2 separate regions of the Mus musculus genome follow, and region 2 is linked to region 1. A link is a contact called in ENCODE Hi-C or POLR2A ChIA-PET data. All regions are on one chromosome and are shown on one strand. The core of a region is the stretch at or near the end of the contact, and the rest is flanking DNA. Distances in the headings are between cores, read along the strand shown.

What was found. Hi-C counts contacts between places; a loop is a spot of excess contacts on that map. ChIA-PET counts read pairs that join two places held with the same protein, here RNA polymerase II (POLR2A).
Region 2: a loop to region 1 is called in a map of heart, with 4 times the contacts of the local background. The contact joins the promoter of Fbxo31 here to the promoter of 1700030M09Rik in region 1. A Hi-C loop is called at or near these places in 8 of 37 maps with a recorded cell type or tissue (gastrocnemius, heart and left cerebral cortex). POLR2A ChIA-PET finds 5 or more read pairs at or near these places in 3 of 5 experiments (Patski and embryonic stem cell).

What each region holds. Positions count from the first base shown.
Region 1 is chr8:121,542,670-121,546,536 of GRCm38, forward strand. 1700030M09Rik (RIKEN cDNA 1700030M09 gene) reads left to right here and starts at 1,719. Exons shown (of 3, transcript NR_045903.1): 1 at 1,719-2,053; 2 at 2,598-2,688. 1700018B08Rik (RIKEN cDNA 1700018B08 gene) reads right to left here and starts at 1,659. Exons shown (of 9, transcript NM_001382232.1): 1 at 1,622-1,659; 2 at 1,335-1,487. The coding sequence starts at 1,368.
Region 2 is chr8:121,577,019-121,580,885 of GRCm38, forward strand. Fbxo31 (F-box protein 31) reads right to left here and starts at 1,788. Exons shown (of 9, transcript NM_133765.4): 1 at 1,440-1,788. The coding sequence starts at 1,737. It overlaps n-TMcat17 (a tRNA gene), which reads right to left and starts at 2,283; the gene lies at 2,211-2,283.

The sequences.
Region 1 (3,867 bases), core at 469-2,968:
AACTGCCTGTTCCGAAACAGCCCACAGCTGTTACGGGAGAAAATCCAGTCATACTTCAGGCAGGGGTTAAAATCCACAATTTACATAGAACTGCCAAAGTTAAATACCGAGGGAACAAAGCTGCCACCTGGACTGGTGAAGGGAACAGACTTTGGCTCCCTCCAGGGGCTGCCCTTAGCAGAGGATGGGGGGTGTGGATACCTGCCCCTGCCTCCGTGCTGCCATGGCAACCACTCCAGAGCACATCCCTAAAACCACCCCATGACTCTGGGGTCCGCCCCTTGGCCGACCTTCTCATCTGTTTCCTGAGTCCCTGTGACGACTTTGGATTCCTGTCTTGGGGGTCTGCCCCTAGAGGATCTCAAGTTCTTCCCAGCACCCCGCGGACAGTCAACACCCACCAAAGGGGTCCTTCCCCTCCCCCACAGTCCCTCGGCTTCGCGCCACAGACCGACAGTCCACAGCTGGCAACAGCCCAGAGACCTGGTGGGCTGGGGCAGGCACTGTGGTAGCGGCTGGTGCAGCGGGGTGCCGGGCCCCTGCTAGTAAACAACAAGAAACAACTCAGCAAAAAGAAACACCCGTGGATACAGAGAAAGAAGAATGGCTGCCATAGCCATTCTAGAAAGCACAGCAAGCCCACAGCTGAGGTGTCGAAGCTGCAGGAAAGAGGATCCCAGCTATTCAGGAGGCTGAGCCTGGAGCCTGAAGACCATTTGAGAGCATGACGGATGTCAAGACTTCCAGGCCAGCCTAGACTACTGAGGAACCCTGACTCAAAATGCAAAAATAAAATAAAATAAAACAAGATGAAAAAATAAGGGTCTGGAGAGATGGCTCAGGGGTTAAGAGCACTGCCTGCTCTTCCAGACGTCCTGAGTTCAATTCCCAGCAACCACTTGGTGGCTCACAGCCATCTGTCATGCGATCTGACGCCCTCTTCTGGTGGGTCTGAAGACATCGACAGTATACTCATATACATAAATCTTTTTAAAATTATATAAAATAAAAATCAGGCAGGCAGGGGCAGTATATGCCTTTAGTCCCAATACTCAGAGAGGCAGAAGCAGGTGGATCTCTTAGAGTTGGAGGCCAGCCTGGTTCCAGGATAGACCAGACTACATATATTCCCTCCTCCTGCGGACACTTCCCAGGTCTGTCAGGCTGGACGTTGGAGGGTTCTAAGACAAGGTCACCCCAGCACCTCCGACTAGAGTCAGTTACATGTCTTGTCTCGTGCCCTTGCTACAGGGCTCTTAGCGTCTTGCCCTACTGTGGTATTGTGAGCTTCCCGGGGGTTGACACTCTGTCAGCTCAGCCAGCTTGGCCATTACCTTTTCCTCCTGGGGTCGCTGGTATCATGGCCATCCCTTTGTTCCCTGTCTCCAGTGGTGACACGTCCCAGTTCTTTCAGTGGTTGTGACTGGTCTTTCTTCACTCTGCCCTCCAGTGTGCTGTGGGACACAGCATCACCACCATCATCCTCACTATCATCAGAGCGGGAAAGGGAAGAGGCCCACACGGGTTCTAATAACTTGCTACTCCCCAGACGCCTGTCAGCCTGCTCCCCATGGTCCTAGGGCTCCCTTGAAGTGTGTGGGAGAGGCAGCCACCTACTTGCCTGTGCACCGTCTGTGTCCCCCACAACCATGGTACTCCGTGGAAGCCAGCCTTCCAATGGAACTATGGAATGCTGGGAACAGAGGCTCCACAGTGATGACGGGGACAAGCCATTCCTCTCAGGCAGCCCTTGTCCCCCTCCTGGCTCCAGAAGGGCAGCATAGGCCCAGAAGCTGCAGGCGTGGACAGAAACGAGGTCTCCCGGGCTCCGGGTGCGGAAGGCTCAGTGGAAACTTTCTGAGTGGTTGTCTTCAAAAGGCCCACCTAGCACAGGACTCCAGAGAATGCTTCGTTGAGCCCGGAGCAGCTGTCCAGACCTGGTGTCCAGAGTGATCCAGCAGCTCCACGCAGCAAGCTCCAGAGATCAGCCACAGACTGGTGCCCCCCCACCCCAGGCAGCAATCGGCTGCATCATGGCCTCACTGGGGCACAGGCAAGTGGAGTCAGACCCAACCCCCAGCTGTTCTCTCAGCTCTGCCCCACATCTGACCCTCTCTAGCTCCTCATCCACACCTAGACAGCCAGGAAACTATATCTGCAGGCCTCACTGCAGCTATCTTAGCAACCTGGAGGCCATTCTTAGCAAGGCAATCCAGGTATATCCTCAGCCCCTTCGGGGGCTTCTGTGACGCTCAGGGAGCCACAATCCTTATCACGGCTCCTGGGGCAGTAGATAACGCTGAAGAGCCACACACGAGAGACTCCATCCAACTCTACAGCTCAGCCTCCTTCCCCGACGGTGCTCCTTGCTGCTCCACGGTGCCATGTGCTCCCTCTATGAAGCCTCCTGTCCCCTCAGCCCGAAATGTTCTGCCTGTCACCAGCCATTCTCCGCAGAACGGCAGGGCTATGCCTAGCTCCAGCCAGCCACTAGCCCATGTGGACTCCTCCCCAGTCTCCAGCCCAGGTGTTCCCTACTCAGGTGGCTCCTTGTGTCCTTTCTCCTTCCCACACTTCTCCACTGGCATCTTCTACAGGGACAGTGCAGAGACCTTGAACAAACATCCCGTCGTACATGGCCACCATCCCAGTGTGCATACAGAAAGAGGCCACCCTGGCCATTAAGAGGTGGGCACCACTGTGGCCTGTAAGGAGGGATGGCGGGGACAGTGAGGAGCTTCGAGGACATGCTCCTTCCTGTGCGGGAGGGAAAGCAAGATGGTGCAGCCACTGTCAGATCGAAGCAGGGTTGGTTTTTGTTGTTGTTGAAGTATTTCTGTGTATGTGTGTTTGCCTGAATATATGTTAGTGTGGCACATCCACACGGCACCCACAGTGCCAGAAGAAGGCACAGAAGCCCCTGGAACTGGAGTTATAAGATGGCTGTGAGCTGTCATATGGATTCTGGATACAAAACCCAAGTCCTCTGCAAGAGCAGGTAGTGCTCATAACCAGTGAGTCATCTCTCCAGCCCTGGGCAGGTTCTGGAGGCTGTGACTCCCCCCCCCCCCCACAGTGCCTCGCTGTACTCTGAAGACCCTACCCACACAAACGATATGCCAGGGTGTGTAGAGCTATTCACAGGATGCCCAACTGCAAATAACCCAAGATCTCATAGCAGGAGAAGCTTGAGGTACACCCACCCCCAGAATACTAGTCAGCCAGTGAGCCGTGCAGGAGTGTGACTGACAGGTGCTGCGGGACGGGGGAACCCCGACACGGGCAGTTACATAGACTCAGCAGGGAAACGACCGCCATGGGACAGACGGCTGTAAGTGAGAAGCCCAAGTCTGCAGGATAAATCACATAGACAGTTAACAGTGTGTACTGTTAGATTCGAGTAGGATGTGCAGGTGTGGTGGGACCAGCTCGTTGTGATTCCAAGACCTGAGAGTCTGAAGTGACAGGAGCAGGAGCTTCAAGCCAGACTCATCTAGTTAGAGAGACTTGGTCTCTCTCTCGTGTGTGTGTGTGTGTGTAAGTGTATGAGTATTGTGATGTGTATATATGATGTGTGAGTGTGATGTATATATGATGTGTAATATGTGTGATATGTGTGTGTGATGTGTGTGTGATATGCGTGTATGATATGTGTGTGATACATGTATGTGTGTATAAGTGTGTGATGTGTGTGTATGAGTGTGTGATGTGTGTGTGATGTATGTGAGTGTATATTCCCTATGGAAACAGTTGAAAAAAGCCTTAAAGGGGCAGTAATGGAAGCAAGTCGAGAAATGGAATGAGCTCCCTACTGTTTGCACAGACGCAAACAGTTTAGAGAAAGGTGACATCATTCTGTCCCCACTG
Region 2 (3,867 bases), core at 538-3,037, 34 kb after region 1:
TCTGTGATCCTGGTCTTAGCAATGACCTACCCAGGCCCCCTAGAGTTCCCCCAAAATCAGCACAGGCCCAGCAGACCAATGGAGAGCACTCTGGAGTGTGCCCGGGTGTCAAAGGTGCACACGCTAACCATCAGGTGAACACCAGTCAAAGAAAGCCTTGCTGCACAGACCAACAACCTGAGCTCCATGCCCTGAACCCAGAGAGGAGAGGTCCTCAACCTGTGCGGTGAGAACCTGAGGACCCATTAGCGGTTCACCTAAGACCACTGGCAAACACAGACGTTTACATTACAGTTCTTAACAGCAGCAAAATTACAGTTATGAAGTAGCGACAAAATAACTGTATGGCTGGGGGTCACCACAGCATGAGGTGTATTAAAGGGTTGTGGCAATAGGAAGGTTGAGGACCACTGCCAGAGAAGAAACAGATGTCCTCTAACCTCCAAAGACATGCATGCCCCTCTCTCTCTCTCTCTCTCTCTCTCTCTCTCTCTCACACACACACACAATAACAATAAACAGAGTAACAGAGTAATTTGTAAAAAAGAAAGAACAGTGCTCAGACAGAAGCTGAAAACAAACATCACCCATCCTGTGCGACTAAAGGTTACTACTGAGGATCTTATACAAGAAAACAAGACAAAAGACAAACAGGACGTTACATTGGGCCAACAGACATACCAGTCATGTTCAGGACTGAAGGCTTTGCATACTTATTATAAAAGCCCCTACCCAAGTCACAATCCCACTCAGACGTGGGGTAAGATTACCCCAACTTCCCACAGTGCGAAGGTAAGGGGAGACAAGCCAGAACCCTGATGTCAACCGTGAAATTACACAAGAACCCTGCAGCAGGGAGGACCTGGGGAAACCGCTTCCTCACACAGCCTGCCATCCCACAATCCCACTTGGAGAAGTGCAGGCTCACGAAGATGAACCACCCCAGAGGTTTTCACAAGATAGATGTAAATCCCCTGCATTTCTACAAAATGCACAAAGCAGTCTCCGGCGTGCTGTGGCCAGAAGACAGAAAAGGCTGAAGCCCACACACAGTCAGAGCACTAGCCTGTGTGACATGCAGGCAGTGGAATCCCTGATGTTCCCTTCACGGAACAGCAAGCCTCCAGGACACACACACACACACACACACACACACCAACAAGCCATTCAGGCTGAGTACCGTGATGTATGTACACGGACGTAAGGCCTTCAAATGGGACTGTGGCCGCTTTGCGTCCTCATTATTCCTGCACCGGGAGGGTGGGCTGTAGGTTTGGTTTAGGGGGACGGGGTCTGACATTTTTAAAAACAGGATCTCACTCTGCAGCCCTGGCCTGCTAGCTGTCTGGTTTTCTCACTCTGCAGCAGGCCTGGTTTGGAACTCCACACCATGCTCCTGCCTCGGCCAAGTGTCCGTACTAGGGGATGCACCCGCTCACCCTCGCGGCAGCGCCGTCTCCAGATGGTGTCCGTGTGCAAGATTCGGCGGAACCTGCTGCAGACCTGAGCCAGGCTGGGCAGGTCGGTGCCGGGCAGCGACGCGAAGATCTCCACGAGCAGCTCAGGCGGGAGCTCCAGCAGAGAGCAACGCGCCGGCCCCGCCTCGATGCGCTCCTCCTCGGGGTCCGTGTCCGCCTCACTGTCCGCCGCCGCAGTCTCGGCCGGGCCGCGGCGCTGCTGGCGGCGGCGGCACCCACGCGCGGGGCCCACGCCGCAGAGCCGAGCACACACCGCCATGCCCGTCACCACCGCGGAGGCGCGCACGCGGACGCGCACGCACAGCGCTCTGCGCAGGCGGCCAGGCAGCCGTAGTCCCGCTTGCAGGCTCCTCAAGCTCCACCCCAAGCGTGACCACGCCCTCCGACCCCAACCCCTCACACGCCCCCATGAAGACTCGCCCCGCCCCTAGACGCTCCCACCCTTCCAAGCCCCACCCAGACGCTTCGCCCCGCCCCTTGAGCAGTAGGCCCCGCCCTACGTGTTAGGTCCACGCCCTTGTATGGAGCCACACCCTATTTCCAGGCTCCGCCCCCAAAACGTTTGGCTAGAAACTTAGGACGCCCAGCTGCTCACTAAAAGAGGGTCGCCGGGTTCAGCTCCGGAAAGCCCCGCTCCTAGCATGACCACACCCCTCCCACAAGTCCCACCTCTGACCCCGTTTACAGGGTAGAACGAAGGGGTTTTACCTTAAGCAAGAAAACAATGCAGGATGCCCCGTGTGAGGATCGAACTCACGACCTTCAGATTATGAGACTGACGCGCTACCTACTGCGCTAACGAGGCTCCTTAGCAGCAAGCTCGCTGCCAGGGCCTTTGCACAGGTGGTGGCCTCGCCATGAACAAAATCTGGCAAGGGAAACCATAAACCAAAGCTACCGTCGCCTAGCAACACTACATCTAAACTAACTTGCCAAGATTACCTTGGTTGCAAAAGGAAAGGTCTGGTGCTCAGTGAGGTGGGAGTTCCTGGTGTCCCCAAACCTGCTCTCCAGCTCACATTGCCCCGCGCAGCACAAGGCGTCTAGAAACTTCCCTCTCAGGAAAAGAGTAGTCTGGGGTATCCTCCGCAGCTCTGCCCTTAATGACCCTATATAACAATATCGCCTATTTTTTATTATTAAAATTAACCGTTTGCGTGGCGGTCTCTCATCCCAACTTGGGGCTAGGGGATCAAGGCAGGAGGATCAGAATTACAAGGTCACTCTTGGCTACTTAGTGACTTTACGGCCAGCCTGGGCTACGTGAGACCCTGTGCCTCCTAGCAGTCCGCTCAGTAAATTATCCCAACAAGCAAACAGATATTACCTAATGCATTCGTTGATTGATTAACAATAGCATTAAGCAAAGGCTCCACTTGGTGGCCTGTAATCCTAGACCTTAGGGAGATGAGTCAGGAGGGTGGGGACTTTTCAGGACAACCTGAGCTATGCGGCAAGATTTCATGTAAAAAACAAAACAAAACAAAACAAAAAAGACTTAAATTACCTGATAATATTAACATCGTGTAAAAGTGTAGCTGAGCACACGCTGCCTCTTGTCCCCGTGTGTTAATGCCCACGGGGGAGGGTAAGCTCTTTGTGGGCATGTGGCTGAGACCCTAGACTGTCTGCTCCAAGATGAACCCTTCTGGTCTATCATTCATGGGCTGTCAATCAGCCTTCACTGAACAACTGTGAGAGGGGTGTGTGTGTGTGTGTGTGTGTGTGTGTGTGTGTAGATGCTGTAAACAAAATGCTGGCGAGTTCCGCATTGCTCATTCACTGTAAGCTATTCCCTGACCTCCTGGCCTCTCTGACTGCCCAGGTCACATTTCTCACATTCTAGCCCTGGCTTCTGTCTCACCTCCATTTGGTCCATCACCTCACTGGATTGGGGACGGGAGGGAGCGGGAGTGTGCCCTGAAGAACACAGTTCCCAATCTGTGGGGACCTCACACCCTTCTCCCCAGCTTCAAAACCACTCCTTCTAAGAAGCGTCCCATGTTGTCCCTCCGGGGACTATGCCAGAGCAAAGGTTATGGCTTATTATAAACACCAGTTGGATGTGGCAAGCAGCAGGTTGGGGGAGGGGGGTTTACTCTCCAAGCGAGCCTGTAAAATAAAAACAAACAAGGTGTCATGCTGAAGAATGAGGAACCTGAGGCCGAGAGGGAACAGAAGGTACTGGTGGTTGCATCAGCAACCTTTGCAGCTGGCAGAGGAGGCTGGGCACTACAGCGCTGGGCGTGCTTCCATTCCAAAGCGTGACACTTGCTCTGTTTACATCTTGGTCTATTGCAAATCAAAAACAAAGCCAGCCTCCGTGATGTGACGGCAAGCTCCAGTAATCCTAGCCCCATGGAGGAGAGAAGGTTAACATTAAAGTATA